2 separate regions of the Homo sapiens genome follow, and region 2 is linked to region 1. A link is an interaction called in ENCODE POLR2A ChIA-PET data of the cell type or tissue named here. Cell type or tissue: endothelial cell of umbilical vein. All regions are shown on one strand. Each heading gives the region's core, and the rest is flanking DNA. Links, peaks and the distances in the headings are about the cores only.

The links. ChIA-PET counts read pairs that join two places held together with the same protein. Peaks named below come from ENCODE experiments on the same cell type or tissue, not always from the same donor. Only the 100,000 strongest peaks of a DNase experiment are listed, where the experiment ranks them.
Region 2: POLR2A ChIA-PET joins it to region 1 with 5 read pairs; 8 of 35 experiments call an interaction of 5 or more read pairs at or near these places.

Annotation. Positions count from the first base shown.
Region 1 is chr1:23,172,663-23,184,105 of GRCh38, forward strand. It overlaps a transcript of LUZP1 not described here. Among named protein-coding and RNA genes, the nearest start is that of LUZP1, 9.5 kb to the left of the region's middle. RefSeq lists silencers at 4,927-5,026, 5,117-5,346. In endothelial cell of umbilical vein, for the core only: a CTCF peak has its summit at 5,138; a DNase peak (open chromatin) is centred at 5,219; H3K4me3 peaks cover 787 bases; H3K27ac peaks cover 1,810 bases.
Region 2 is chr1:23,251,464-23,262,906 of GRCh38, forward strand. No RefSeq gene overlaps it. Among named protein-coding and RNA genes, the nearest start is that of LINC01355, 28 kb to the right of the region's middle. In endothelial cell of umbilical vein, for the core only: no CTCF peak of the experiment used is centred there; no DNase peak of the experiment used is centred there.

The DNA.
Region 1 (11,443 bases), core at 3,919-6,418:
ATCCACCACACCCGGGTAATTTTTGTATTTTTAGTAGAGATGGGGTTTCACCATGTTGCCCAGGCTGGTCTCGAATGCCTGGGCTCAAGCGATCCTTTAGCTTTGTCCTCCCAAAGTGCTGGGATTGCAGGCGTGAGCCACCATGCCCAGCCAAAATTTTATTTATTTATTTTTATTTTTATTTTTTTTGAGACAGAGTCTCGCTCTGTTGCTCAGGCTAGAGTGCAGTGGTGCGATCTCGGCTCCGCCTCCCGTATTCAAGCAATTCTCCTTCCCCAGCCTGCTGAGTAGCTGGGATTACAGGCCTGCGACACCATGCCCGGCTAATTTTTGTATTTTTAGTAGAGACGGGGTTTCACCATGTTGGTCAGGCTGGTCTCGAACTCCTGACCTCATGATCCGCCCACCTCAGCCTCCCAAAGTGCTAGGATTACAGGTGTGAGCCACCGCCAGGCATGGTGGCTCACACCTGTGGTCCTAGTTACTCAGGAGGCTGAGGAGGGAGGATTGCTTGAGCCCAGGAGTTGGAGGCTACAGTGAGCTATGATCTCTGCACTGCACTCCAGCCTGAGTGACAGAGAAAGACACTGTCTCTAAAAAAATAAATAAATAAAAAAGAGCTAGAGAACCTTCAGTTTTTTTTCTTTTTTTTTTGCTTTGCTGAGTTTCATTTTGTTTTTGTTTTTTCTTTTTTTTTTTTTTTTTTTTTTCAGATAGAGTCTCACTTTGTCACCCAGGCTAAAGTGCAGTGGCATGATCTTGGGTCACTACAACTCCTCTTCCCAGGCTCGAGTAATCCTCCAACCTCAGCCTCCCAAGTAGCTGGGATAACAGGTGCCTGCCAACAAGCCCAGCTAATTTTTTTTGTATTTTTGGTAGAGATGGGGTTTCACCATGCTGCCCAGGCTGGTCTCCATCTTCTGAGCTCAAGCCATCCACCTGCCTTGGCCTCCCAAAGTGCTGGGATTACAGGTGTGAGACACTGTGCCCAGCCTGTTTTGCTGTTCTGTGTGTGCATATAGTGAGAACTTCCAAAAAAGACTTTGCTATGGAGGGGAAAGAGGGTAAAAACACAGCTACAAGGTATACCAGCAGTGGGCATCTGAGCCACCTGTGCATACTGCAATAGAAAGTTCCACAGATCCCATCTCCTCCTTCGTGGGGTTCCAAGAAAGCCCATGCCGAGATGATTTTCACTTTCTCCCCTGACCCTAGCCCTTGGTTGCATTTGAACTTTCAATGCTAGAAGCCAAAAGTAAGACACCTAATAGAAGTCTCAGGAACCATGACAAGGCCAGGACAAAAAGAATTTTAAGCAGGGAGAATTTTTTTTTGTCCCTGTCTGTATTAGTCAGAGTTCCCCAGAGAAACAGAACCAATAGGAGTATATATATATATAATTTACTTATTATGAGAATTGGCTCACAAGATTATGGAAGCAGAGAAGTCCCACAATCTGCCTTTTGCAAGCTGGAGAACCAGAAAAGATGGTGGTACTAAGAATGGGGGTTTGTGGGCAGGGAAGTGCTGGTATAAGTCTCAGAGTCCAAGGATTGAGAACCAGGAGCTCCAATGTCCAAGGGCAGGAGAAGATGGATGTTCCAGCTCAATGAGAGAGAGCAAATTTTCCTTCCTCCTCTTTTTTGTTCTGTTGGGCCCTCAGTGAATTGGACAAGGGCCCTTGTTCTTTGGGCCCTCAGTGAATTGGATCATGCCCACCCACATTGGTGGAGGCAATTTTCTCTACTCAATCTACCAATTCAAATATTAATATCTCCTGGAAATACTCAGAGATAATGTTTTACCAGCTATCTGGGCATCCCTTAGCCCAGTCAAATTGACACATAAAATTCACCATCACACTGTCCTATGCCCCCTCCACACCTTCCAAAGAATCACAATATGTCAGCACCTTGTGTCTACCATGTCTAAACTTGCACTTTCACTTTCACTCATTATATCTTTCTGCAATTTAATTTTTTACATGTAGAAGTATTACTGTGTCATCAGAAAAAAAGGCAATAAAGATATACATAAAAAGAAAGCTAACCAAGCTGGAGTTGGCTCACTTTTGCTGGTTTGCAAACAACAAATGATTACCCAGTATGATTGAGGCCAGTGCAAAGTCTGCCAAGAATCATAGAAAGTCAGAATAGGAAGGAATAAAATAGCCCTCAATTCTCCTATCATCCCCAAAATGGCATGATTTTAAGTTCCCTCTATTCCTTTCCTCCCTCATGTTTCAGGGCAACCGTTACTACATGCATTTCATTCATTCATTCATTCATTCATTCATTCCACAAACATTTATAGATCCTTTATTCTGAACCAAGAATCATGCTGGGTACTTTACATATACTACCTCTTAAAGGTTATAGGGGTCATTATTGCTAGTATATTGCATATACTATCTCTTAAAGGTTATAGGGGGTCATTATTGCTATCTTGCAGACTGGGAAAACAAGGCTCAGACAGGGAAAGTCACTTACTGGTCACACATCTAGTAGGATCTAAACCAAGACATGTGCAACATCAAAGCCCAAGTCCAGGAGGAAATGGACTGTATTCCAAAGCAAATAAGCTATGCACTCAGGCAGCCATTATTGGCTGGGTGGCTTTGGGCAAGTCATTGAACTCTTCTCAGCAGCAGTTTTCCCACCTCTGCAGAGTAAGTGTATACCCACCTATTTCATGTAAGCTAAGTGCTTTGTAAATCGTAACACATAATACAAAGGAAAGGCATCTCAGCTCTTCAGGGACTAGGTCTCACTCGTCTTTGGACCTTTTGGTGCTTTCCCCCCTAGTGTTTGCCTCCATTAGTGTTCATCCCCCATTAGCGCAATTAGGACAGTCTTCCTCTCATGCATCTTATTTCTCCCTCCAGCCTGGGACTTCCTCGACGACAGGAATGATGCTTATTAATTTCTGATCCCTTTCTGTCCCTAGTACAGTGTCTGGCCTGCATCCCTCCATTCCTTTACATTTTTATGCATTTCATAAGAAATGGCTGAGTGCCTAACATGTGCCAGGCACTACACAGACTGTAATACAGCAAAAGTCCCAAGTTTCCTGGACTGGAGGAGTGGAGAAACAGGACAACATTAAACACAATTACTTAATAACAATTCCATTAAGTGCTGCAAAGAATCAGGTGATATGCCAGGAGGGATTGGGGGAATGCAGGGTGGGGACCTAACTGAATTGAGGAGCCAGAGAAGGCTTCCTAGAAGAGGTGGCATGGAGCCTCAGAGAGGGTAAGGAACATGCTCAAGGTCACACAGCTGGTAAGTGGCAAAATTGGGATTTTAACCCAGGAATGCCTGAGTACAAAGCCCATACTCTACTAGAAAACACTGTCTCTTATCTGTCTTTTATTTCCTCCACCTTTTACTTCCTTGACTTTTTTTTTTTTTTTTTTAGATGGAGTCTTGCTCTGTCGCCCAGGCTGGAGTGCAGTGGTATGATCTGGGCTCACTGCAACCACCACCTCCTGGGTTCAAGTGATTTTCCTGCCTCAGCCTCCCGAGTAGCTGGGATTATAGGCGTGCGCCACCACACCCAGTTAATTTTTGTATTTTTAGTAGAGACGGGGTTTCACCATGTTGGCCAGGCTGGTATTGAACTCTTGACCTCAAATGATCTGCCCACCTCAGCCTCCCCAAAAGTGCTGGGATTACAGGTGTGACCCACCATAGCCCAGCCCCCTACTTCCTTGACTTTTATTGACGAGAAAGGAGTAAGACCTGTCCAAATGAATGCTCTAAAGCAATATTTTTTCCCAGCTTTTGGGGGATCACAGATTCTTTTAAGAATCTAGTGAAATCCATGAAACCTGTCTCCAGAATTCCATGTATACAGACAGACCCACAAAATCTTGCATACAATTTCAGGGAGTTCATAGGCATTCTGAGGCCCAGGTTTAGAATTCATTCCATGGAGGACCATCCGACCTTATAGTGAGATGTCAGAACCTCAGAAAGAGACACCAGGACCCCATAAACAGCTCAAATCCCCAGAGAGATCTCAAGACCCTATAGAAAGAGTCTCAAGATCCAGTAGAAAGATCTGGGATCCTGTAGAGGCCCCCAAGTTGCTACAGAGTAACAGCTGGGGCTTTGCAGAAATATTCTCAAGAGGCTATAGACATAGAGGAACCTCAACCTCTCATGAAGCTGGGGTCCTCAAAGCAGACTTGGAGAGCTATAATTTTGGGGGGTTTTTTGTTTTTTGTTTTTTGAGACAGGGTCTGGCCTCTGTCACCCAGGCTGCAGTGCAGTGACACAATCACCCCTCACCACAGTCTCAAACTCCTGGGCTCAAGCAATCCTCCTGTCTCAGCCTCCACAGTAGCTGGGACTAGAAGCGTGTGCCACCACGTCCAGTTAATTTTTAAATTTTCTGTAAGGATGATGGGGGGGGGGTCTCACTATGTTTCCCAGGCTGGTCTCAAACTCCTGGAATCAAGCGATCCTCCCACCTCGGCCTCCCAAAGTGGTGGGATTACAGGCATGAGCCACCATGCCCTGCAGAGGGCTATAATTCTTAACCCTTGTTGGATCACTGACGCCTTTGAAACTTCGAAGAAAAATGCAACACACACAACATGTTACACAATTACAAGGGGTTCACAGACCTCTGAGAGGACATCGGTAGCCCCAGGGTACAGAACTCTGGTTCTTGAGGTGCGGCAAGAACGTAACCCCCGCCCCCCAAACACCCCAAAAACCTGGAGCAGAACCACAGACCCGAGGCACAAACTTTAGGATGAAACAGACCCCGAGTTGCATCCTGGCCCTGCCGTTTACTAGCCATGACCTTGAACACTCACCTAGAAACCCTCAGGCCTCAGCATCTCACCACCCAAAAGAGAGGGCTGGACACCCTTCCCTCCCCAGCCTGGCCCCCGCGGCGTGCGCTCCGTGACGGGTGGGGCGCTGGCGCTTGACAGGACTCAGCCTCTCTCCCCTCCTGCGCCAGTGAGCCATGAATCCGGCTGCGGCACTTCATGAAATACTCATGGGCCGACTGCACCAGGCTTGCGGGCGGCGGGGGAGGGGGCCGGCGCGTTCGCCGTTTGCCGCAGTGACAGCTCCGCGCCGCCAGCCGGCCGCGGGCCTGGGAAGCCGCCGGTGCCGGGCGCGCTCTCGGCCTTTCCCACCCACCAGGCAGGGCGTTCCCGCCAGCCGGCTTCCTGCAGCCGAGGGCCGGGGAGGAGGGACGGCGCTGAGGGGCCGCAGGGCCTGGCAGGCCTGGTTCCTGGCTTTCTCTCCGCGTTTCCTGAGCAGGACCGGCCGGGGGATGGGACCCAGCGCAAACCTCCTACCCCGGGAGCGCAGCCAGGAAATCGCGTCCTTGTTAATTCAGGTTCCTCCTTTGCGCTGAACGGGGCTGCTTTCCGTCCGCGATCAAGTGGGCATGATGCGACCCACTTATCCCAGGAGGAAGCGGAGAGACGAAATGGCAGCTCCCGACCCCACGACACAGCAAGATTCCAACCCCATGATGTCAGTGTTAACTCCATCCTATGGATGAGAAAGCTGAGGCTTTGAAAAATGAAGTGACTTATCCAAGGTCATCATAAAAATATTACTACTAATAAAATAACATGCTTACTACATACCAGGCACTGTGCTACAAATACTCCAGGTGTTTTTTGTCATTGGGTTCCTGTAATCTATGAAGATAACTGTTGTTCCTAGTTCATAAATGAGGAAACAGAACCAGAGGCCAAGTGGCATCTCCAGTGATGCACAGCTACGAAATAACAGAGCTAGGAATTAAACTCCAGCCTCCTGTTTCCAGAGCTCAGCCTTTCTCTATCCTGCTTCAGCACTTCAGTTGAGTAACCATGACCTTGTCTCATTTGTTTCTGGGTCCTCAGAGCCTTACCGAGAACTTGACACAAAGTAAGTGCTCAGAGGTGACTAAGGGAACCTTACATGGAAGTTCACACTTAGAAGGACTGATAGGAGGCATCTGTCACGTCACCCTTTCTAGAGCCTTCAGCCAAGTGAAAACTTAGCCTCTGCCTGAATACTCACTATCATGATAAACTCTCCCCCTCTCCACACCCCCATCCCATTCCCTTGTTGGACAAATAGATTTGGTTTAAACGTAAATGCTCCTTTTTTTTTTTGAGACGGAGTTTCGCCTTATAGCCCTGGCTGGAGTGCAATGGCATGATCTTGGCTCATTGCAAACTCCGCCTCCCGGGTTCAAGTGATTCTCCTGCCTCAGCCTCCCAAGTAACTGGGATTACAGGCGTGTGCCACTACACCCGACTAATTTTGTATTTTTAGTAGAGACAGGGTTTCATTGGTTGATCAGGCTGGTCTCAAACTCCTGACCTCAGGTGATCCACCCACCTTGGCCTCCAAAAGTGCTGGGATTACAGGCACGAGCTACTGTGCCCAGCCTTAAATGCTCCTTTTTTTGTCCGTGGTTTCTTGTAAACAAGGCCAGGCCATTTTCCTCCCTGTGGCCACATTACATATTGCATGGTATTCTTAGCCATTCTATAAGGGTAGACGGTTCAATAATTTTAAGTTCCTCGTAAACTGGGACAAGGTCAGCTGTTCATCAAAGCTGTTCCCCTTCCACGTGTAGAGTTGTTTCTGAGAAAAGCAGCCAGACTACATTTTCCAGCACTCCTTGCTAATTAGGTACATAACTCGTGTTCACCAGTGGGATATGGGCAGAGAACATGAATGCCATGTCCTGGCCAAAGTGGTGAAGAAGGATGTATGCTTGCTCAAAGCTCTTTTCTCTCATCTGCCAATCAGATGTCAACACCAGGGGGCCCTTGGAAGCTACAAGTTGAACGGGGCAGAGCCTTAGTCAACCTGGGTCTCACTCATCACTTGACTGAGGGGGGCACACATTGAACTAATTTCTATTGTATTTAGGCGTTGCGATTTCAGGATTTATCTATCATAGCAGTTGGCATAACTAGTATGGGACTACCTTGGGCTCACTGTTGTATCCTCCACATGACAGAGCACAGTGCTGGTTACACGAAAGATGCTCAAAAGACATCTTCAACTGTGTCCAACTGCCTCAGCTGGTCAGAAGCCATCTCTGTTCATCTGATGTCTTATGTAATGTGTTTTCCAAAAAGGGTTTCAAGGTAGTTTCATTGCAGCCTCGAGACCATTTGACTGATAATTAAAGAACAAGAATTCGGGAGCGATAAAAGCCTGGCTCAAAGGCCAGTGGGGAAAAAGGAAAGAAAGATGAAATACGGACTAATTAGGGTAGAAATGGTGGGCTGAGTTTTCTAAGGATAGTAACTGTGAAGAACAAACAAATCATGGTTCTGAGTTTCCTGGCAGTCAAAGCAAAGAGGGAACCAGGATGAGTTACAAACTGTGTAGGAAGTAGTAAACATGTGATTGAATACACAGACCCTGGAGGCAAATTACATTGTTTTGAAACCCAACTCTACCACTTACTAGTCACACGACCTTAAGTAGTTGTTTAATTTCTCTGTGCTTCTGTTGCTTCTTCTGAAAAACAGGATAATATAATAATAAACCCCTTTCTTAGGGTCCCTGGAAGGATTAAATGACTTCAGACATATTTAGTTCTTTTTTTCATTTTGTTTTGTTTTTTGAGGTGGAGTCTCGCTCTGTCGCCCAGGCTGGAGTGCAGTGGTGCAATCTCAGCTCACTGCAACCTCTGCCTCCCAGGTTCAAGTAATTCTCCTGCCTCAGCCTCCTGAGTAGCTGGGATTACAGGCACCTGCTGCCACGCCTGGCTAATTTTTGTATTTTTAGTAGAGACAGGGTTTCACCATGTTGGCCAGGCTGGTCTCGAAATCCTGATTCGAGTGATTCACCTGCCTCAGCCTCCCAAAGTGCTGCGATTATAGGCATGAGCCACCGCGCCCAGCTGCATATTTCATTCTCATAACAGGCCTGTTACATGGTAAATCGTATAGAAGAATTAGCTATTGCTGTGATATGGTTGGAAGAATCAGGCCAGTGATTTGGGAGAGACAAATTTTTCCCTGCATTAAACTCTCAGGGAATGTATTACACATGTGACCCTAATACAATGGATGGTTCCTCAATCAGACAGAGTTGTGCCCCGTGTCACATGGTTGTTTCTTTTTTTTTTTTTTTTTTTTTTTTTTGAGACAGAGTCTTGCTCTGTAGCCCAGGCTGGAGTGCAGTGGCACGATCTCAGCTCACTGCAACCTCTGCCTCCTGGGTCCCAGTTCAAGCAATTCCTCTGCCTCAGTCTCCCGAGTAGCTGGGATTACAGGCACGTGCCACCATGCCTAGCTAATTTTTGTATTTTTGGTAGAGACAGGGTTTCACCATGTTGGCCAGGATGGTCTTGAACTCCTAACCTCGTGATCTGCCTGCCTCGGCCTCCCAAAGGTTGTTTCTCTTATTTTTGGTCCAGACAAACCTTGGTATTCTACTCACTGGGTAATTCTGGGGCAGGATACTAGGGTAACCTAAGGCCCTAGGGACCTTTCTGCTGACAGGCCAGGTAAGTGTAGTAATGAAGGGCAAAGGGGTTAGTGTCAGACAGACCCAGGAACGTTTGTTAACTTCTTCAAGCCTCAGTTTCTTCATCCACACAGTGAGAACAATAACACAAAAACACCATGAAAGGGTTGCTATAAAGATTACATGAAAGAATGTACATAAGGCCAGGCACGGTGGCTCATGCCTGTAATCCCAGCACTTTGGGAGACCGAGGCGGGTGGATCACCTGAGATTGGGAGTTCAAGACCAGCCTGACCAACATGGAGAAACTCTGTCTCTATTAAATATATAAAATTAGCCAGGCGTGGTGGCATATGCCTGTAATCCCAGCTACTGGGGAGGCTGAGGCAGGAGAATCGCTTGAACCTGGGAGGTGGAGGTTGTGGTGAGCCGAGATCACACCATTGCACTTCAGCCTGGGCAACAAAAGCAAAACTCCGTCTCAAAAAAAAAAAGAAAAAGAAAAAAAAAGAATGTACATAAAACGTTTATCACAATAACTAGTATTATAGGAAGACTTCAGTATACAACCACCCACAAAATAAAAAGGAAACTAGCAAAATAAAACAGAGAATATCACGTAGAACCCCTGGAAGAAGCAGAATAATTTTTAATGTTTCAAAAATTGGAACAGAGGCCAGGTGCAGTGGTTAATGCTTGTAATCCAACACTTTGGGAGGATAAGGTGGGAGGATTGCTTGAGCTCAGGAGTTTGAGACCAGCCTGGGCAACAAAGTGAGACCTTGTCTCTACAAAAAATAAAAAAATCAGCCGGGCACAGAAGGCTGAGGTGAGAGGATCGCTTCAGCCTAGAAGGGCGAGGCTGCACTGAGCTACAATTGCGCCACTGTACTCCAGCCTGGCGACAGAGCTAAATTCCGTCTCAAAAAAAAAAAAAAAATGCCAGGCGCAAGTGGCTCATGTCTGTAATCCCAGCACTTCGGGAGGCCAAGGCGGGTGGATCACGGGGTCAGGAGATCGAGACTATCCTGGCTAACACAGCAAAACTCCGTCTCCACTAAAAAAAACACAAAAAATCAGCCAGGCGTGGTGGTGGGTGCCTGTAGTCCCAGCTACTTGGGAGGCTGAGGCAGGAGAATGGCGTGAATCCGGGAGGCGGAGCTTGCAGTAAGTCGAGATCGAGCCACTGCACTCCAGCCTGGGCGACAGAGCAAGACTCTGTCTCAAAAAAAAAAAAAAAAAAAAAAAAAGTGGAACAGAAATGGCACATTTCCCCCAGAATGTGGTCCTGGGCTGTCCAAAGCATCATTTCTTTGCTTCTGGCTGGAATTCTCTTGGCGTAACTTAGTGTGGTATCAGCTCAGACTGGCCAGTTTTTGAAGCCACCCTGGCCTGGAGACGTGCTGCAAAGCCAGAATGACCACCCTGCCCCAACAACAGACTGTCTTTGATGGGGGCTGAGAACCTGAAGCTTCCCTTATTGAGTGCTTCCTAGGCACCCAGTGCTGTGCTGAGTTTTACACACATTCCCTCGTCCAGCCCCCACAGTAGTCTCAAGGCACGAGCCCTATTCATAATCACATTTTACAGATGAGGAAACTGAGGCTCAGAAAGGCAACATGGGCCAGGCACAGTGGCTCACGCCTGTAATCCCAGCATTTTGGGAGGCCAAAGCAGGTGGATCACTTAAGGTCAGGAGTTCGAGACAAGCCTGGCCAACATAGCGAAACCTCGTATCTACTGAAAAACACGTACAAAAATTAGCTGGGAGTGGTGGCATGCACCTTTAGTCCCAGCTACTCGGGAGGCTGAGGCACAAGAATTGCTTGAACCCAGGAGGCGGGTGTTGCAGTGAGCCAAGATCTCACCACTGCACTCCAGCCTGGGCGAAAGAGTGAGGCTCTGTCTGAAAAAAAAAAAAAGAAAGAAAGAAAGAAAAAAGAAAGCAAGCCAAAGTGACCTGGCCACAACCACACAGCCAAGAGGAGACAGAGCTGGGACCTGAACAAGATGTGTCTGGTGCCATTATGTGTTCCTAACCATTAGATCGCACACTGCCTCTGCCCTCCAACCTGACCCAGAATCTAGCTTCTTTCATTAGCCACCTGTCTCTTCCCAGGCCGTCTGATTATATCGAAGATCTCCCTGGACACACCTGCTGCTGGGACCAACCACTCTTCCTCTCTGGCCCCAGGGCAGCCCCTTACCCTGTGGGAGCTGTCTCCTGGGCAAGCCAGACAAATTTCACTCGAGTGCCCCTTCACCGATGAGAAGCTCTGAGTGGATGAAAAATCAGCTATCAGTGTAATCACCCCATTCCAGCCTGCAGCTCTTCTAGTTGGACTCTGCCTCCAGGCTCCCCCACCTCCATTCCTTGTTTTTGTTTTTGTTTTTTGAGATGAAGTCTCGCTCTATCACCCTGGCTGGAGTGCAGTGGCATGATCTTGGCTCACTGCAAGTTCTGCCTCCCTGATTCAAGCGATTGTCCTGCCTCAGCCTCCTGAGTAGCTGCAATTACAGGTGCATGCCACCACACCTAGGTAATTTTTATATTTTTAGTAGAGATGGGGTTTCGAAATGTTGGCCAGGCTGGTCTCAAACTCCTGACCCCAAGTGATCTGCCCGCCTCAGCCTCCCAAAGTGCTGGGATTACAGGCGTGAGCCACCACGCCCGGCCCATTTCTTCTTTTACACCCAGCTTGAGTGATTGGTTTCAACACTGGTCTAACTGTATCATTCCTTTGCTAAATAATCTTCAATAGCTCCCTGTTGCTCCCAGGATAAAGTTCAAAGTAGATAGCTTGGTCAAGTCCCCAAGGCCCAGCTTATTTCTCCAACCCTCTCTTTCTTCTCAGGCACTCTAGACTCTCAGCACCCCCGAACTCTAGACTCTCAGCACCCCTGAATCATTCACCATTTTCAGCCTCAGACCCTTTGCACATCTGTGTGTCATGAAATGAACAGAAGTATGGATGAGCTTTCAC
Region 2 (11,443 bases), core at 2,404-4,903, 77 kb after region 1:
TATATTATTAAATAGAGCATTAACATGCTCACACATGGTAGGAGTGAGGGGTCTCTCTTGGGTCTCTTTCATCAGGGCACTAATCCCAGCCATGAGGGCTCCATCCCCAAACCTAATCAGCTCCAAAAGGCCACACCTCCTAATAGCATCATATAGGGAGTGAGGATTTCAACATAGGAATCGAGGGGGTGGGACATAAACATTCAGACCATGGCTGTCCCAGAACAGGTACTCTTGTCACTCTGCCTCCCAGAAATTCTCCCAGCTAGGGAAACAAGGAAGAGAACATCCCTCTGCAGATGACATGGGTTTCCAGGTGTGGGTGTGAATGCCCTGGGCAGGCTCTGGACCAGGGGTGAGCAACTCTGGACCATGGGAGGTGAAGAAAAGAAGGAGTAGTCGCTCTCCCCTACTCCTTAAAGTTGCTGAGTTTTCATTGGTTCTCACCAACTGTAGTACTCATCTTTCTCTCTCCTCTCCCTCAACTTTTTGATCTGGCCACCTCCTACTCAACCTCCAAGTCTCAATTTAAAAGCTACCTCCTCTATGAAGCTTCCCTGTCTTTTCAGACAGAGTTCAGCCTGACAGATCTGGCTTAGTCACTTATGAGCTGTAGGACTTGTGCCAGATTTCTGTAGTTCTCAGAGCCCCAATTTGCTCATGTGTAAAATGGGGGCTTCACAGGGTCATCATGAGGTTTCAATGTGTTCATGGATGATAAAAGTACATAGCAGAGCTCCCAGCCAAGGGAGTTCAGCAAATGTCAGTTCCTGTTATTGGCCTTCTGTGGCATTTTATTCCCTTTTCTATTATCATAATTATCTTATTTGTAGCTTGCACATCTCCCCAATAATTGGTGAGGCTTTGAGGGCAGGATCCTTATTTTCTCTTTTGTATCTCCAGCCCTGGCACCAGCAAACATTTGTTGATTGAATGTATGAAAGATTATCTGGTACCATCTCCCAGAGCATTGGGCTCCTGGGAACTGTGGCCTGGAAGGAGTGGGGTGCTGGGGCTTCCCATGCTTCTCAAATGCAAATAGTTCTGAGAAAGATCACTAGACCAGCCAACCCTCAGCTGGGCTTGGTTGGTGTGCAGCTGAGAGAGACCACCATCTAGGGACCTGGGTTAGGAAGATGTATGCCCTGGGGGCAGGAAGATGGAAAACAACTTTGACCACTGCCAGCCTAGGCTAGGTCACTCTGAATAACCTTATGGTGTTTTGAATCAATTTTTTTTTTAAAAAGCAGAGCATATACAAATAAATAAAATAACAACAATCATCTTTTAGGCCTCCCAAATCTTGTGTGTTTCTGGTTCTCCATCCATTGATGCCAGAGGTTCCTAAGACTGGTCCATGAAGGCAAAAATAAAAATAAAAAAGGTTGCAACCTGTGGGCAAATGTGTGTGGGGAGGGACATGGGAGGGAGGGAACTGCCCACTCACAGCAGACTCCAGGTCTCCCTGCAAGGCTGCGGGCATTTTGTTTGGCCCAGCCTCTCTCCTCCTGTGTCTAACACTGTGGCCACCCGAGGAAACTGAAGAAAGGGCTTCCTCTGGGCTGGTCAGCTGCTGACCTGCTCAGGCTCATGACAGCTTTCAGACAGTGGATCCTCAGCAAACCCCTAAAGGGGATGGCTGAGGCTGAAAAGAGAGGAGGCAGGATGGTTTCTGCAAAGAACCAGGATCGCAGATGCGGCGCTTGGCCACGCTCCCCACCAGTCCGAGCTTGCGTGTGCTCAAATCACTGTCTACGCCGCTGTAGCTGCTGCCTGGCTTTCCCTGTTCCATCTCACCACTGGCACAACCTTGGGGCATGGGCAGAACTGGAAAGAACTTAGGCCGGGTGCAGTGGCTCATGCCTGTAATCCCAGCCCTATGGGAGGCCGAGGCAGGTGGATCACCTGAGGTCGGGAGTTCTAGACCAGCCTGGCCAACATGGTGAAACCCCGTCTCTACTAAAAATATAAAAATTAGTTGGACGTGGTGGAGGATGCCTGTAATCTCAGCTACTCGGGAGGCTGAGGCAGGAGAATCACTTGAACCTGGGAGGCAGAGGTTGCAGTGAGCCAAGATCAAGCCACTGCACTCCAGCCTGGGTGACAGAGCAAAACTCTGTCTCAAAAAAAAAAAAAAAAAAAGCATGTGCAGAACTGGAAAGAACTTAGGCCAGGCGCAGTGGCTCACGCCTGTAATCCCCAACACTTTGGGAGGCTGAAGTGGGCGGATCACCTGAGGTCAGGAGTTCAAGGCCAGCCTGACCAACATGGAGAAACCTCATCTCTACTAAAAATAAAAAATAGCCAGTTGTGGTGGCGCACGCCTGGAATCCCAGCTACTCAGGAGGCTGAGGCAAGAGAATCACTTGAACCCGGGAGGCAGAGGTTGCAGTGAGCCGAGATTGAGCCATTGCACTCCAGGCTGGGCAACAAGTGTGAAACTCTGTCTCAAAAAAAAAGAACTGGAAATCACCTGATTTCCATCAACACTTTCACAAGTGCCTGTTGTGTGCCTGACCCTGAGGATACAAATAATGATGCTGATAATTAGTATTAAATATGTGCTTACCTCATGCCAGGCCCAGCCTAAGCACTTTACAGATAACAGCTCATTTAGTTATAACGCTGGACGACAGATGTTATTCTTGTTACTTTCATTTTACAGATGAGGAAACTGAAGCACAAAAAGGGTAAGTAACTGTCCCAAAGCCACATAGACAGTAAGTGGCAGAGCCTTGATTTGAACCCAAGCAGTCAGACTCCAGGCTCTTGGCCACTTGAGGTGCTCATGGGTTGGTGGGTTTCTGTGGATGACAGACAAAGAAACAGGCCATTTCAGGGATATTATAGATTTAGTTTCTCTAAGCCACTTAAAACAAAATGCATTTGCCTGTCGTCAGGGTGTCAGCTACTAGCCCCACCCTGGGAGTTAGGTAAAGGATCTCTGGAAGACATAGGTAAGCTGAGATTGGAGAAGGGAGAGAGGGTGGAAAGGAGACCCAAGACAAGAGAGCAGCATGGGCAACGGTGTGTGGACAGGAGTGAGGTGCAGAGAAGAGCAGTGTCTGGCTCCGGGGCCGACAGAGAGCTGGTGGTACAGCCAGACCCAGAACCCAGGTCTCCAAACCCCTATACCTATCCCACATTGTCTGTTAGGATTCCCGCTGCAGCAAGCCCAGCCAGTGTTGTAAAACTGCTGCTAAGTACTGGGAGACTCAGAAGAGCAGAATATGGACCTTCTAGCTGGGAGCATCCTACAGATTTGTACGGATTGATTGAGGAACAAGACCAAGTAGTAGAGGGCAATTACTCAGCATTTTGGCAGAGATGAGCAGCTCCTAAATCAGTGCTTGTGGTGCCCTTCCCCATCTTTCAACTTCATTTCTCTCTCTGTCTTTCCCCTCTGTAGTAGGTTGAAAAATTGTCCCTCAAAATACGTCCAGGCCAGAGACAGTGGCTTACGCTTGTAATCCTAGCACTTTGGGAAGCTGAGACAGAAGGATCGCTTGAAGCCAGGAGGATCGCTTGAAGCCAGGAGTTCCAGACCAGCTTGGGCAACATAGCGAGACCTCATTTCTACAAAATTTAAAAATTAGCCAGGCATGTTAGTGCATGCCTGTAGTCCTAGCTATTCAGGAGGCTGAGGCAGGAAGATGGCTTGAGCCTAGGAGTTCAAGGGTGCAGTAAGCTCCGATCACTCCACTGCACTCCAGCCTGAGATCCTGTATCAAAAAAAAAAAAACTATATCCTAATTCTGAAAACCTGTGAATATTACCTTATTTTGTAAAAGGGTCTTTGCAGATTTAATTAAGTTTAGGGTTTGAGATTGGGAAGATTATCTTTGATTATCCCGGTGGGCCCTAAATCCAATCACAAGTAACCTTATAAGAGAAAGGCAAGGGATGTTGGCCAGACAGAGGAGAAAGCCATGTGAAGACAGAGAAGAGACAAAGCAGCCACAAGCCAAGGAAGGCCACCAGCTACCAAAAGCTGAAGAGGCAAGGAATAGACTCACCCCTTGAGACTCCTTAGGGAGTACTGCCTTGATTTAGGACTTCTGGCCTCTAGAATTGTGAGAAAATAAACTTCTGTGGCTGTTGCTGTTGTTGAGACAGTCTCATTCTGTCGCCCAGGATGGAGTGCAGTGGTGCGATCATGGCTCACTGCAACCTTTACCTCCTGGGTTCAAGCAATTCTTGTGCCTCAGCCTCCAGAGTAGGTGAGATTACAGACATGTACCACCACACCCAGCTAATTTTCATATTTTTAGTAGAGACAGGGTTTTGCCGTGTTGGCCAGGCTGGTCTTGAACTCCTGGCCTCATGTGATCCACCCACCTCGGCCTCCCAAAGTGCTGGGATTACAGGCATGAACCACCACACCCAGCCATTGTTTTTTGAGACAGAGTCTTGCTCTGTCACCTGGGCTGGAGTGCAGTGGCATGATCATGGCCCACTGCAGCCTCAACCTTCTGGGCTCAAGCGATCTTCCTGCCTTAGCCTCCCATGTAGCTGGGACCACAGGCACATACTGCAACATGGGCTAATTTTTTGATTTTTTTTTTTTTTTTTTTTTTTTTTTTTTGTAGAGCAAGTCTCATTATATTGCCCAGGCTGGTCTTGAACTCCTGGGCTCAAACAATCCTCCTGCCTCGACCTCCCAACTTGCTGGGATTACTGGCGTGAGCCACTGCACCTGGCAACTTCTCTTGTTTTAAGTCATCAAGTTTGTGGAGATGTGTTACAGTGGTCACAGGAAACTTAATAGGCCTTCCCCCAGCCCTTTTTTCTCACCTCCTTTTCTGATCTTTCTCCTCTGGGAAGAAGTGAGGAAACAGTGATGGAGAAAGGGGGTTTTTCTGATTTAAGCTTCAGGTCATTTCCACCCTGAAGGTCTTCTGTCCTCCTTGGGAGTCTGATCATTTAAAGCCTCCTCTTCTGCTCTTTGCCAAGCCCTATATCCTTATCCTATGTCACCAGACATGTCCTGGCCACAGTCTGGGACATCGCTCAGCCTCTCACTTACACATGGGACTTGGGACCCAGAGAGAGGCTCTGACTTGCCTCAGGTCACACAGTGAATTAGTGGCAGCTCCAGGGCAAAGACAGGTGCATCCTTCTCCAACATCTCTCCTACTTTGTTTCCCAGCTGCTGCTAGCACAGAGCGGGGCTCACAGTAGCCATTTGGTAACTGACCAAGAGAGGCAATATGGGACAATGGTGAACAGCATGGGCTTTGAAAACACATGAACCGGTGCATTGGACTCTCTCTCTCTCTCTCTCTCTCTCTCTCCCTCTCCCTCTCCCTCTCCCTCTCCCTCTCTCCCTCTCCGTCTCCCTCTCCCCTTTCCATGGTCTCCCCTCTCCCTCTCTTTCCACGGTCTCCCTCTCATGCCAAGCCGAAGCTGGACTGTACTGCCACCATCTCGGCTCACTGCAGCCTCCCTGGTTGATTCTCCTGCCTCAGCCTGCCCAGTGCCTGCGATTGCAGGCACGCGCCGCCACGCCTGACTGGTTTTCGTATGTTTTTGGTGGAGACGGGGTTTCGCTGTGTTGGCCGGGCTGGTCTCCAGCTCCTAACCGCGAGTGATCCGCCAGCCTCAGCCTCCTGAGGTGCCAGGATTGCAGACGGAGTCTGGTTCACTCAGTGCTCAATGGTGCCCAGGCTGGAGTGCAGTGGCGTGATCTCGGCTCACTACAACCTCCACCTCCCAGCCGCCTGCCTTGGCCTCCCAAAGTGCCGAGATTGCAGCCTCTGCCCGGCCGCCACCCCGTCTGGGAAGTGAGGAGCATCTCTGCCTGGCTGCCCATCGTCTGGGATGTGAGGAGCCCCTCTGCCTGGCTGCCCAGTCTGGAAAGTGAGGAGCCTCTCTGCCCGGCCACCATCCCACCTAGGAAGTGAGGAGCGCCTCTTCCCGGCCGCCATCACATCTAGGAAGTGAGGAGCGTCTCTGCCTGGCCGCCCATCGTCTGAGATGTGGGAAGCGCCTCAGCCCCGCCGCCCCGTCTGGGATGTGAGAAGCGCCTCTGCCCTGCCGCGACCCCATCTGGGAGGTGAGGAGCGTCTCTGCCCGGCCGCCCCGTCTGAGAAGTGAGGAGACCCTCCGCCTGGCAACCGCCCCGTCTGAGAAGTGAGGAGCCCCTCCGCCCCGCAGCCGCCCCGTCTGAGAAGTGAGGAGCGTCTCCGCCCGGCAGCCACCCCGTCCAGGAGGGAGGTGGGGGTCAGCCCCGCCAGGCCAGCCGCCCCGTCTGGGAGGTGAGGGGCGCCTCTGCCCGGCCGCCCCTACTGGGAAGTGAGGAGCCCCTCTGCCCGACCAGCCGCCCCGTCCAGGAGGGAGGTGGGGGAGTCAGCCCCCCGCCTGGCCAGCCACCCCGTCCGGGAGGTGAGGGGTGCCTCTGCCCGGCCGCCCCTACTGGGAAGTGAGGAGCCCCTCTGCCCGGCCGCCACCCCGTCTGGGAGGTGTGCCCAGCAGCTCATTGAGAACGGGCCATGATGGCAATGGCGGTTTTGTGGAATAGAAAAGGGGGAAAGGTGGGGAAAAGATTGAGAAATCGGATGGTTGCTGTGTCTGTGTAGAAAGAAGTAGACATGGGAGACTTTTCATTTTGTTCTGTACTAAGAAAAATTCTTCTGCCTTGGGATCCTGTTGATCTATGACCTTACCCCCAACCCTGTGCTCTCTGAAACATGTGCTGTGTCCACTCAGGGTTAAATGGATTAAGGGCAGTGCAAGATGTGCTTTGTTTAACAGATGCTTGAAGGCAGCATGCTCGTTAAGAGTCATCACCACTCCCTAATCTCAAGTACCCAGGGACACAAACACTCTGCCTAGGAAAACCAGAGACCTTTGTTCACTTGTTTATCTGCTGACCTTCCCTCTACTATTGTCCTATGACCCTGCCAAATTCCCCTCTGCGAGAAACACCCAAGAATGATCAATTAAAAAAAGAAAACACATGAACCAGAAATTGAGGCCTGGCTCTGCCATTTACACACTATGCAGCCTTAGGGAAGTCACTTCATCAATCTGAGCCTCAGTTTCCTCATCCATAAACTGGAAATAATAATAGCACTCCTTCAGAGCTATCCTGGAAGACAGTAGAGTATGGATGTTAACAGCATGGGGTCTGGCTGGGTGCAGTGGCTTAAGCCTGTAATCCCACCACTTTGGGAGGCTGAGGCAGGCGAGTCACCTAAGTTCAGAAGTTTGAGACCAGCCTGGCCAACATAGTGAAACCCCATCTCTACTAAAAATACAAAAATTAGCCAGGCGTGATGCCGTGCACCTGTAGTCCCACCTACTTGGGAAGCTAAGGCAGGAGAGTGCTTAAACCTGGGAGGCGGAGGTTGCAGTGAGCCGAGATCTTGCCACTGCACTCCAGCCTGGGCAACAGAGTGAGACTCCATCTTAAAAAGAAAAAAAAAAAAAAGAGCATGGACTCTGGAGCCAGAATGCTTGGTTCAGGTCTCAGCTCCATCATACATTAGTTATTTGATGTGGGGCCAGGCATGTTGACTCACACTTGTAATCCCAGCACTTTGGGAGGCTGAGGCGGGAGGATCACTTGAGCCCAGGAGTTCCAGACCAGCCCGGGCAACATGGTGAAACCCCACCTCTACAAAAAATACAAAAGTTACCCAGGCATGGTGGCACATGCCTATAGTCCCAGCTGCTGGGAGGGTTGAGGTGGGAGGATCACTTGAGCCAGGGAGGTGGAGACTGCAGTGAGCCATGATCACACCACTGCATTCAAGCCTAGGCTGCAACCTCGAGATTTTTTTTTTTTTTGAGATCCTGTCTCAAAAAAAATTTTTTTTGGCCAGGTGCGGTGGCTCACGCCTGTAATCCCAGCACTTTGGGAGGCTGAGGCGGGCGGATCACAAGGTCAGGAGATTGAAACCATCCTGGCTAACACGGTGAAACCCTGTCTCTGATAAAAAAAAAATACAAAAAATTAGCCTGGCGTGGTGGCAGGAGCCTGTAGTCCCAGCTACTCGGGAGACTGAGGCAGGAGAATGGCGTGAGCCTGGGAGGCGGAGCTTGCAGTGAGCCGAGATCACGCCACTGCACTCCAGCCTGGATGACAGAGCAAGACTCCGTCGCAAAAAAAAAAAAAAAAAAAATTAGCTGGGCGTGGTGGCGCATGCATGTAGTCCCAGCTACTCAGGAGGCTGAGGCAGGGGAATTGCTTGAACCCAGGAGGCGGAGGTACATTTTTTTAATAAATAAATAAAAATAAATACTTTTTTTTATTTGGGCAACTGTGCCTCAGTTTCTCCACCTGTGATTTGGTGATAATAAGAGTCCCTACCTCATAGACTAAATGAGATATTTTATGTGTAAGATAGAGCCTGGCAATACTAACTTCTGGATAAATGATACTTCTCATTAAATAGTACCAGAGGGTTGTCAGAAGCACTACATGACCATGAAAGCAACTAGCTCAGCGATAGGGGATCATAAATGTCTTATAAATGGCACCTGTTGTCTTTGCTGTCACTTCTTACTGAAGGACTGTGGGGAACAGGGCTGCAATTCCCGGGCCCCACAGGTTTCCTGGCCAGGCTGAGGGTCCTCCCATCACCTGTAGGCCCCTTACTTCATTCCCTGAAGCCCAACTTTCTAGAGCATCTTCTGATGTTCCGATGTACGTTATAGATTTAGTTTCTCTAAATCCACCCAAAATGCATTTACCAGTTGTCAACCACTTATCAGCAATTAAGCTTCCATTTTAGATGTCAAGACAGAAATACATTTTGCTGCAGAGTGGGGAGGTGTTCAGACAGGTTGTCAGACTCAAGTTCTTATTGTTCTGTTCGGTTTAGCAAATAATTCATAGACTTATACACTTATATACACTTCCATAGACTTAAAGCCAGAAGAGACCCTAGAGAGGTCCATTTTACAAAAGTGGAAATGGAGGCCCTGGAGATTACAGTGAATCAGGGACAGAGATAAGGGAGGACCATACTGCACGCTTTTATTGTTGCTGTTTGAGACAGAGTCTCTCTCTGTCACTCATACTGAAGTGCAGTTGTGTGATTGCAGCTCACTAGAGCCTTGACCTCCCTTTTTTTTTTTTTTTCCCCCAAGAAATGAGGTCTCACTGCTGGGCGCGGTGGCTCACACCTGTAATCCCAGCACTTTGGGAGTCCGAGGAGGGCGGATCTCGAGGTCAGGAGATCCAGACCATCCTGGCTAACACAGTGAAACCCCATCTCTACTTAAAATACAAAAAAATTAGCCAGGCGTGGTGGTGGACGCCTGTAGTCCCAGCTACTTGGGAGGCTGAGGCAGGAGAATGGCGTGAACCCAGGAGGCGGAGCTTGCAGTGAGCCGAGATTGCGCCACTGCACTCCAGCCTGGGCGACAGAGCTAGACTCTGTCTCAATTAAAAAAATAAAAAGAAAAAGAAATGAGGTCTCACTATGTTGCAGAGGCTGGTCTCAAACTCCTGGCTCAAGTGATCCTCCTGCCTTGGCCTCCCAAGTGCTGAGATTACAGGTGTGAGCCACTGCACCTGGCCTGCAGTTATTTTTTTAAGCTTAAACAAATTTGCAAAAATACCACACACATAAAGAAAGTTTACATAATATATCTTACTGTTTAGAAAACAATACTGTAATCCCCGAACCTGCCATCCAGTGCAAGAAATAGAATTGATACCAACACCTGTAAGGCCTCTAATGCTGTATCTGTTTAAATAAGGGGTCTGTACAGCCTGGGCAACATAGCAAAGCCCTGTCTCTACTAAAAATACAAAAAATTAGCCAGGTGTGGTGGCACACTCCTGTAATCCTAGCTACTCAGGAGGCAGAGGTTGCAGTGAGCTGAGATCATACCATTGCACTCTGGCCTGGGTGACAGAGTGAAACCCTATCTCAAAAATTAAAATAAATAAATAAGTAAATAAATAAATAAATGGGTCTGCAGAGGGGTCAGCTGCCCATAGAACACAGAAAGAATCCATTAAAAGAGATTCTTCTAGAAAGAAACCCATGAAGGTAGTTCTGGGTTCTCTGTTCTTCATTTTTCCTCTATGGTGGAGCCTAGACTGTAAGCTTGAATATTCCATCATCATTTGCTTTTTCTTTTTTTTTTTCTTGAGACAGGGTCTTGCTCTGTCATCCAGGCTAGAGTGCAGTGGCATGATCACTGCTCACTGCAGCCTTGACCTCCTGGGCTCAAGCAATCTTCCCACCTCAGACTCCCAAGTAGCTGGGACTACAGGCACATGCCACCACACTCAGCTAATTTTTGTATTTTTTGTAGAGATGAGGTCTCACTATGTTGCAATGCTAGAGACAGGGTTTTGCCATGTTGCCCAGGCAGGTCTTGAACTCCTGGGCTGAAGCAATATGCTTGCCTTGGCCTCCCAAAGCGCTGGGATTACAGATGTGAGCCACCGTGCCTGGCATCATTTTCAAAACCAGACTTTTTCCTTGGTGATGGTTCTAGCCAAATGTTTTAGCTCCTCAGTGTCATCGTGGTTTCCCGCCATCAGGAAGCTGGTAGTCCTTCTCCCAACTGAAGCGGTCACCACATTTGATTTCCACTATCAGGAAATGAATATATCACTATTTTCATAACAGCTACCATGTATTGAGTGTGTGGTTGTTCTAGGCAGTAGGCTAAGCAGTTTCCATTTTATCACTTAGTTTTCACAAGAATCTTAGGAAATCACCATTAATAAACCAATTTTTCAAATGAAACTGATGCCTAAAGAGGTTTAAAAACTTTGAGTATGTGAGGATGGGGTAGAAGCAAGGATTGTCTTACTCTAGGGTCAGATCTGGGTTTTGTGGGGCCTGAAGCTTAGGCTACTGGGGGGGACCATCTTTAAGAAAATGATAAAAAAGGCCGGGCGCGGTGGCTCACGCCTGTAATCCCAGCACTTTGGGAGGCCGAGGCGGGTGGATCATGAGGTCAGGAGATCGAGACCATCCTGGCTAACATGGTAAAACCCCGTTTCTACTAAAAATACAACAAATTAGCCGAGCGTGGTGGCGGGCGCCTGTAGTCCCAGCTACTCGGGAGGCTGAGGCAGGAGAGTGCGGTGAACCCGGTAGGCGGAGCTTGCAGTGAGCTGAGATCGCGCCACTGCACTCCAGCCTGGGCGACAGAGCGAGACTCTGTATGAATTAAAAAAAAAAAAAAAGAAAAATGATTAAAAATTACAAATACAAATTTTGGCTGTGTGTGGTGACTCATGCCTGTAATCTCAGCACTTTGGCAGGTTCACTTGAGGCTAGGAATTCAAGACCAGTCCGGGCAACACAGTGAGCCCCGACTCTACTTTGGGAGGCCAAGGCAGGCAGATCACGTGGTCAAGAAAGCGAGACTATCCTGGCCAACACGGCGAAACCCCGTCTCTACTAAAAATACAAAAATTAGCTGGGTGTGGTGGCGTGCGCCTGTAGTCCCAGCTACTCGCTTGAAC